Linked DNA regions of Homo sapiens: region 1 is linked to region 2. Evidence: chromatin contacts called from ENCODE Hi-C data. All regions are on one chromosome and are shown on one strand. Each heading gives the region's core, a stretch centred on a gene start or an enhancer-like site at or near the end of the contact. The rest is flanking DNA. Distances are from core to core; before and after follow the strand shown.

What was found. Hi-C counts contacts between places; a loop is a spot of excess contacts on that map. Pooled maps may share reads with other maps.
Region 1: a loop to region 2 is called in a pooled map, with 15 times the contacts of the local background. The contact joins two enhancer-like sites. A Hi-C loop is called at or near these places in 2 of 37 single-sample maps with no recorded cell type and 5 of 50 pooled maps.

The regions. Positions count from the first base shown.
Region 1 is chr20:57,679,669-57,684,043 of GRCh38, reverse strand. The region is part of intron 1 of PMEPA1 (prostate transmembrane protein, androgen induced 1); the gene reads left to right. Among named protein-coding and RNA genes, the nearest start is that of PMEPA1, 28 kb to the left of the region's middle. RefSeq lists enhancers at 1,578-2,078, 2,388-2,437, 2,528-2,587, 2,998-3,107, 3,488-3,557 and 2 more and a silencer at 2,006-2,169. Within about 2 kb of position 1,921, at least 10 of the 41 ENCODE cell types and tissues checked have a DNase peak (open chromatin) inside an H3K27ac peak, as active enhancers do.
Region 2 is chr20:58,400,017-58,404,110 of GRCh38, reverse strand. The region is part of intron 1 of VAPB (VAMP associated protein B and C); the gene reads right to left. Among named protein-coding and RNA genes, the nearest start is that of VAPB, 13 kb to the right of the region's middle. Within about 2 kb of position 1,635, at least 2 of the 41 ENCODE cell types and tissues checked have a DNase peak (open chromatin) inside an H3K27ac peak, as active enhancers do.

The sequences.
Region 1 (4,375 bases), core at 672-3,171, 720 kb after region 2:
GACTGCGGTGTTGCGGAGCCGGGGGTGGGGCGTGGTGGGACATTTCGTCTGCAGGAGATAGAGAAGGACATCCCATAACACTCCAGGTTTCTTGGCCAGATCTTTTTATTTCTACCCCCAAAACAGACAGCCCACAGGCAGGAGTGGTCTGTTGAGCAGCTACTCCCATTGTGCCCCGCATGGGTTTATGATGGACTTTGTGCAGGTGGCTGGACAGTGTGCTTCGGAGGCCGAGAACTCCAAGAACTCTGAGAGCTGCTGGGCTCTAGTCCTTCCCTCTTGGTGGCAGCCTGGAAGCCTGTAAATTTCCCCGCGGAGTGGGGAAGTGGGGTGACTGTGCTTGTAATATTTCAAGTTATACAGTCATTCGGGGGTTCTTTCTGCTCTCTCATAATTACAGCATCTTTAAGAAGAAATATCAACATGAAGTATTTTCAGGGGAAGAGACTTTTAAAAGAAACACACACACACACACACACACACACACACGCACACAGGCCAGAACACCACCACCGAGTTAGTATAGTAATGCAAGTTCGTAATGCATGCAGGGCTGCTCGCTCCAGGAAGCTCCCAAGCAGGAATGTTCCTGAAGGATGGGCTATTAAATATTGGATCCTCAGGCTGGCAGATGCGTCTGCGCTGTAATTGGGTCTTTCCTGGAGTAATTAAAGGAAAATGATTATATTAACCCAAGTCACCAGGCCAGCATGGCATAGAGAACTGAATGGCAACAGTATTGATGTTTCCCTCCAAAAACTGGCCTCTCTCAGCACATCAAAAACGCACCCTTGGCTTGAGTTTAGGGAGCTTTCCTTTCTTTGCACTTTTTATAATTGATCGCGTGTCTCCTGGCCTTCTTTTTCTTTTTAAAAAGCAGTGGGGGATATCCGTGCCCTCTAACGTGAGCAGCCTCTACCTGCTCAGGGAGATCTGAGCTTAAGGACAAGTGTGGCGTAAATGCCCCCGGAGACTGCGGCGTGAGAGATGACATTGAAAAAGGTCTGGCTTTTAGAGCTCAAACCTGGGAGGCTTGGACTCTTTTTTCTTCTTCTTCTCCTTTTCTGAAGAGTTGGAGAAGCCGGAGTTTCAAGACCGTCTTGGTGTGCTGCCTTATTTAGGAGGCGAGCTGCTGCTCATTTGTCAGGCAAAACAGATGTGGTGGGGAGACAACATCTATTTTCATAATTCGAAACAAATCTGGCGAGCCGCCTTCCTTTTCAGCGGGGCCTGCTCATGCAGAAAGCCCAGCTCCCAGGCAGCATCTAGCAGAAATATTTATAGCTCATCCATTGAACTTTCCTTCCTCCAGGAGGAGTTGGTTTCTGCTGGCGATGGGGACACAGACTTGACAGGGAGTGGGTGCTGTTTCAGGGATTTTTTTTAAATCAAAAACTGGAGGAGTGTGGGTCACAGCCAGCGACGCAGCTGTGCCTCTCCTTCTCGTGTCCTTTCGTCTTCCAGGTGTGGGGCGGTGGGCACGGGAGCCTGCTCTGTAGCATTCAGCAGCCTCTTTACTGGGAGGGCAGTTAAAGGCTGACTTTGAAACTCCTCTGGGCCGGCGCCTAGGACCCCGACACTCCAGGGAGACCCAGAACCTGGGCCCCTAGTTACCAGTGACTTTGTGCTTAGGTATGCAAGGGCAGCGGGCTGTCATTTCCCCATTTTATGGATGAAACCACCGAGGCTCAGAGAACAGCTTGCCCAAGGTCACACAGGGAACCGCTGGTGGAGCTGGTCCCCCGCTCTGAGCACCATTCACACTCAGCTCAAGCCTTCATTCCCACTGGGAGCCTTTGCTACGCCGTCACCTCCCATCGAAGGTAGCTGTGTCTGTCTGTGTGTAATAGTGACCTAAGGAAGGAGGACAGACCCGGTATTTGGGCGAATCACCCATCTTCTGTTCATTTATCCAGTAGGTGAGCTCCTTCCCTGTGCCACTGGAGATGGGAGGACCTGGTGAATGGAACAGGCCTGAGCCTGCCCTCAGGGAGCTACTAGTCTGGTGCAGATGGGAAACAGAGTCAGATACTGAACGGAGGAGGAGATTCGACAGTGTCACATGACTGTGCCTGGGGGCTGCTTTATTGGTCTGAGAGGGTCTCTCAGCAGGGCTGACCTTGTGCTGAGAATGAGGGATGAGAAGGAGTCAGCGGTGGGAAGACCTTGGGGGGAGTACCTCAGGCAGAGAGGAGAAGCCGAGAGGGTGAGGTCTGCTAAGCTAGGTGTGGTGGCCATGTCCAGTTCCCAGCTGGCCGTGTCACCTTGAGGGGGGACTGACCAGGTTGCAGTTCCTTCTTCTGTAAAATGAGGGGGTGACTAAAGCGTACACAAGTTCTGATTCTGGGAAAACCACAGAGAATCGAGTTTTGTAAGGTGCTGCCAGCAGGGGAGGAGGTGGAGGGTACGTGGAGAGCTCTATTATTGCTTACAGAATTGAACGTGAAACGACAATGGTTGCTAAATTAAAAAGTTGGTTATTTTAAGCAGTGAAAGGTCTGGGAGGGCCGTTCCCTTCTTGATGCTGGGACCACCCTTGTAAGAGGCAGCGCCACACCATCCTCACGGTCGTCTCAGGCAGGGGACACCCTAGAGAGGTCTCTCGCTGTCACCCGCAGATGGCAGAAGTGGGACTGGCTCCGGGGCAACCCCTGGTTGCCTCGCACAGGGCTCCCTCCCTGGCAGGAAGGAGGCCCATGCAGGGTGAGGGTGCCCTCAGGAGCTCAGGCAGGCGGCAGGTTTGGAGGGACGGGGGTTCCCAGTGGCAGTGATGGAGGGGTGTTTCTCATTCCCCACTGCCGTGATTCCATGCAAGTGGATGGAGCGTGCTGGAGAGGTCAGGAAGGAGCATGGGCGCCTGCCTCACCCCTGCCCCACCAGCACTCAGGCAGGCCTCACAAATCACAATGGGCCCTGTCCCTGGTAGCACCCAGGGTTGATGAATGGGGACTCCCAGGCCCTGGGGCACTTGGAAATCCCTCATGCAAAAGGTGGAAACTAGAAGTTGTCCTGCAGATTGACATTCTCAGAACTCCTTCCCTCCCTTCCTCACTGACCCGGCCCCGACCCGTGGGATGATTTTCATTCTCCTGCCTCCAGAGAAGGACCTGTGCTTACGTCCTCACGCAGACTGCTCTCCGCCACTTTCCCTCACCCATGTATTCATTTCACAAGCATTTACGAAGTGCCTCCTGTGTGTCTGGCATGGTGGTTGGTGCCAGTGTGCGTTGATCGGTGATCAAGGTGGTTGCGACTCCAGCCTACAGAAATGTACAATCCAAGTGTGAAATGAACAACTGCCCTTTCCTAAGCGTTTGCTTTCAAAGCAGATGTTTTTAGACTAAGTTGTTGTTATTCTTCAAACCGGTTGTGTGTGGTTTCAGTCCCTGCTTCTGTCTTCACATTGAGGCCTAATTAGGAATCAGCTGTTGCCTAGCTAATGTTTATTGAGCAAGCACTATGCACCCGGCACTGTGCCTGAGATATTCACTATCATCTGATTTAATCCAGAGTTTCTCGACCTTGGTGCTGACGTTTGGGCTCAATAATTCTTTTCTGTGGGGGACTTCCCTGTGCGTGGCAGGGTGGATGTTTAGCTACTTCCCCTCGCCCACTGGATGCTAGTAACACCCCCTCCCAGTTGTGGCAACCACAAGTGTTTCCAGATATGGCCAGATGTCCCCTGGGGCAAAATCATCTCCGGTAGAAGAACCACACCTTAGCCCTAGCAGCTGCCCTTGAGGTCCCAGTCCCTTCATCTGCAGAATGCGGGTGTTGACGGGACTCCCCAAAGCGGCTCCTTGGGAGCTTTGAATGATATAATGCACTTAAAGCTCTTAGCACAACCCAGCTAAAGCTGGAGTGGCTGCAGCTCTCCCCGCTGGTGTGTCTGAGTGTCTGACGGGCAGAAGTCGTTTTTACCATCCACTCATCCCCCGACGGTTCCCTGGGGCTTGCAGTGCAAGCCAGACTCCATGCCACAAGCTAGGCTCACCTTGCAAAGATGGTCAAGGTCACAGCCATTGTGACCCTCACTCCCACCAGGGATGCCTGCGTGGACAGCCTGTACCCAAGGAACTGGAAGGCGCAGGCTCTGGCTCTAGCCAGCTTTGCACGGTTGCTCTGTGTCTCTGGGCAACTCCCTCCCCCTCTCTGGCCCTGTCCTTTTCTCATCTGACCCATTTTAGGGGCTTCTAAGCCACTCTCCTCCCCTAGAAACTCAGTATCTAAGAGGGTGAGTTTTTTCCCAAGGTTTTCCCCTGGGTCGTTTACAATTCTGATCACTTAGGGATCTCTGAGCCACTCACAGTGCCAGGTGACCACCCCCTTCCAGCATAACAAATTCACCTATGTGGCTCCAGCAGTTGCTTTCACA
Region 2 (4,094 bases), core at 386-2,885:
GGTGAGAGAAGCAGGCAGAAAAAATAGAGACAGAAAGTTGAGTCACGGTGCTACTACAATAGTCTGGAAGGGAAAGGACCTATACTTAGGATACGATAGAATACTAAGAAGCAAAAGGGCATAGGAGATGCTGCTGATTTAAATGGACTGAGTAGATGTGAAAGGTTACGGAAAATGGGGAGTGAAAGACAAGTTTAGGATTTCCAGCTTGCCAACTTGGTGCAAGGGCCATTCCCAAGATCCAGAAGCCACAGTCAGTGGGGATGAGAAGGTAAACGGTAAATACAGTGTGGAACATGCTGAGTTTGAGGTGTTCTCATGACAACCAGATAGACAGGGATGTCCAGCAGGCTGACAGATCAAAAGATTTGCTTGGAGATAGAGATTTGGAAGTTTTCTGTGCAGAAGTGGAAGATGAAGGCATTATTAATGAGACAACATACAGAGAATTGTTAAATTGAGAAGACTGAAGCCAGAACCTGAGAAACCTCAACATCCAGTAAAAGAGATGATAAAGAGGTGGACAGTTCATCAGAAAAGTCAAAGACAAGTATCACAGAGAGAAACCTGGGGGAACTAAGAAGGGTTTGAGTGAAGGGGTGAGGTCTGATGAAAGAAGAGTAAAGATACCAGAAACTGAGATTCACCGCTTCCCCAAAATTAGCTGTGATAGAAGACTGGGCATTTGCTTAAGCGGGGAAGATCTAGAAAACAAGATTTCTTTTTAGGAAGGGGCAACTTAAGCATGTTTGTAGGCACAAGGAAGGAATCAAGTACAAGAGAAAAGTGAGACAGCAGTAATAGGCTAACGATGCAAAATACTGTTAAGTGATGGGAAAGGAATGGGGTAAAAGAACACACACCTAAGAGGTAGTCCTGACTCTCTGAAATAGAAGAGGAGGAGAAGTAAAAACATAAGTTTCCACAAGAGAGAAAAGCAACCAGCATTTAGTGGAAAATCTTCAAATATTTTCTGAGCAAAATGCACTGTGTCTACATCGATCGGCTGTACATAACGGGCCCTGCCGACAGGCTTCATTACTCTTCACCACTGAAAGTCTTCTTTCTTCCCCCCTCTCTCCTTTCTCAGCTTTGTTTTTGTTTTTGAGATACAGTCTTGCTCTGTCACCCAGAGTGGAGTGCAGTGGCATAATTTTGACTCACTGCAGCTTCCACCTCCTGAGTTCAAGTGATTCTCATGCCTCAGCCTCCCGAGTAGCTGGGATTATGGGCATGCACCACCACACCAGGTTAATTTCTGTATTTTTAGTAGAGATGGGGTTTCGCCATATTGCCCAGGCTCATCTCAAATTCCTGGCCTCAACTGATTCGCTTGCCTCGGAGTCCCAAAATCCTTGGATTACAGGTGTGAGCCATTGCGCCTGGCATCTTTCTCAGCTTTCTCCTAAACACCAACCCTTCCTCGCCTATGCCTTAGACCCAGAGACCATGAACTCCCTGAGAAACTGCCATGCACCATGCACTGTGCTGTGCTAGGCACTGGGATGTGGGGAGAAGAGACACAATCTAAAAAAAAAAAAAAAAAAAGGGTGGGGGGGCTTGCTGACTAACAGCGAAAGGGAGTCACGTATCACGTTGCCAATGACAACATGCTGTGACATGTGTGGGAGCCAGAGGAACAGATACAATGTGAGTGAAGAATGTCAGGACAGTTACCTTGAAGAAGTGAAGCCTGTGCTGAGCCTCAAAGGTAAGCAGGGGGACGCAGTGAAACAAACAAGAGGAAAAGGAATCAACTAATTTTTAGTGGTGGAAACAGCTAAAAACTGTTACTTTATGACTACATACAGGGTAAGTCATGATACATAGTATGCCAAAGCCCCATGGCCAAGGAGAACTAAAAGGCTGAAACACAAGCATGAGGAAAGACGATGCTGGAAAGATGGGCAGGGCAATGTGGGGGGAGTGCAACAAGTATCGATAATTTTCCAGGTTTTGTTAAAGAATTTAAACTTTATTTTTGGCAACAGGAAGACATTTAATGATTGTAAGCAAGCAAGAGATATGCTCAGATTTGCATCTTTGCAAACCATCTTTGAAAACCACATCAGGGTGGAAAGAAAGAGAAGACTCGGACAAGAAGACCAGTTAAGAGGCTATTACAGTTGCGGGAGAAAATGGGGCAGCCATAGAGGGAATGGGGAAGAAGGGACAGAACTGAGTCATAGACTCTCTGAGTTGGTCAAATGCATGAATGTAGGTACCATCCAATGAGACAGTAAGAAGGGGAGGTTTGGAGGAAAAAATGAAAAGGTGGTATAGAGTTCAGCTTGGGTCATGCTGCATTTAACGTATTGCAGCCTTTTATATGGGCTTGGGTCAGGCCTGGGTTCATACATAAGTGACGTTAGAAGCGAAGGGTACTGGTAAAAGAGTTCCGCAAAGGGGAGAAGGGAAGACACAGAGAGAGCAAATCTGAGAGAAACAGGGAAAGGAGAAGAGGGGGAGAAGGTGAACCTGTAACCCTGAGCATTACCAACCGGACTGCATGATGAGTGGGCAAAACTGGCCACATGGGCGGAAGAAAAGCAGAGAGAGCAATGAGAGAGGTCAAGAGAAGAGTGTCAATGAGCAGGATGACAACAGGGGTCAAATGGTAGTGAAGACTGAACATGCAATGGGAGATGTAGTGATGAAGCAATGATTGAGCTCCCGGGCAGTGACTAGAAGTGAAGAACAGAAAGAAAAAAGACAGGAAACTATGTTTTCCAGAAGCTTACCATGATAAGAAGGAAAGTGAAAGGAGTAGCTAGACAGGGTAAAAAGGACTGACAACACAGTTTTTCTTCTTTAAAGGTGGAAGGGACAATACTCAAATGTTTAATGAAAATGACTAATGGCCAAGCACTATTCTCAGTGAGTGCTAGGTATGTAAAGAAAGAAAAAGAAACAATCTTGCTTTGGAAGAGAAAGGCAACAAAAGCATTCATTTTAAAAATAATAATAAATAAAAAGATACAAATGAGCCGACCAAGTGGTCTCTGGATTTCTCTAGATGACTGCTCATGCTTCTTCCACCTTTTCTCTGAGCGAGGTTAGAGGTGAACTATGCACTAAGATGGGATCCTCCTGCCCGCAAATTACATGAAAAGTTTTGATTGTGTGCATCTGCACATTCTCTCAAGAGTAAGCCATGGCTCTCCTTCATCCAATTAGTAAAGCACTGCCTGACTTTACAAAGGTCAGAAGCACAAATTTAGATTTTCAGAGGAGTCCATCAGGATATATTTACATGCCAACAAATCAATTCAACCAACAGATTGAGAATTCAAATAAGCCTCCACAAGGACAAACCTCTGGTTTTTCAGCAAATTTCTCTTTTTATTCTTGTGTATGCTTCTGTTTCAAATGATCATAGCAAACACTGAAAAGATGACCAAATCCAGGGTTGTATCCTTCTTTGGGGTACTCGGAAAAGAAAACAAGAAGAAGAAGAGAATGTAGTCTATGTAGTCTACTCAGAAATACTAAAACAAAAACCTATAGGAGCTTACATTCTAGCAGTGAAAGCCAAGCAATAAATAAGTAAATGAAGCACATAAAGAATAAAACAAAACGTGAAAGTGACATACAATTCGTACAATAAGAGGTGATATAGAAAAAACTGGATCAGAGTCCAAGAATACTCAGGAAAGGTTAATACAAGTAGTGAGCTTTCAAACAGTAACAAGAGGTTTCATTAATTAAATATTCAGGAGCCCATAGGAACAAAGTACCAGTAGGTGCTGTGGGAAATACAAGCTGGTTCCTGTCCTCAAGGGGCTTTCTATCTCTCTTCTTCAGCTAAAATAAACTTAAGTTCTCAAGCTTAGAGCTGGAAGGACCACCTAGAGGTACTGAGTTCAAGCCTCCTTACATCGCAGAGGAGGAAACCAAAGCTAAGGAGGTTAGCCCAAGTGCCTCTAGGTGACAGCAATGCTAGGAACCACAGATTCGCTTTGTAATGCAAAGCACACAGGCTTGGGAGGCTGTAAGACCCGGGTACAAATTCACATTCTGTAAAGTCTTCGCAAAGGCCTTCTGCAAAGGCCTCTCATCTCTAAAATGGAGATGGCCATAACACTGATTTCTCG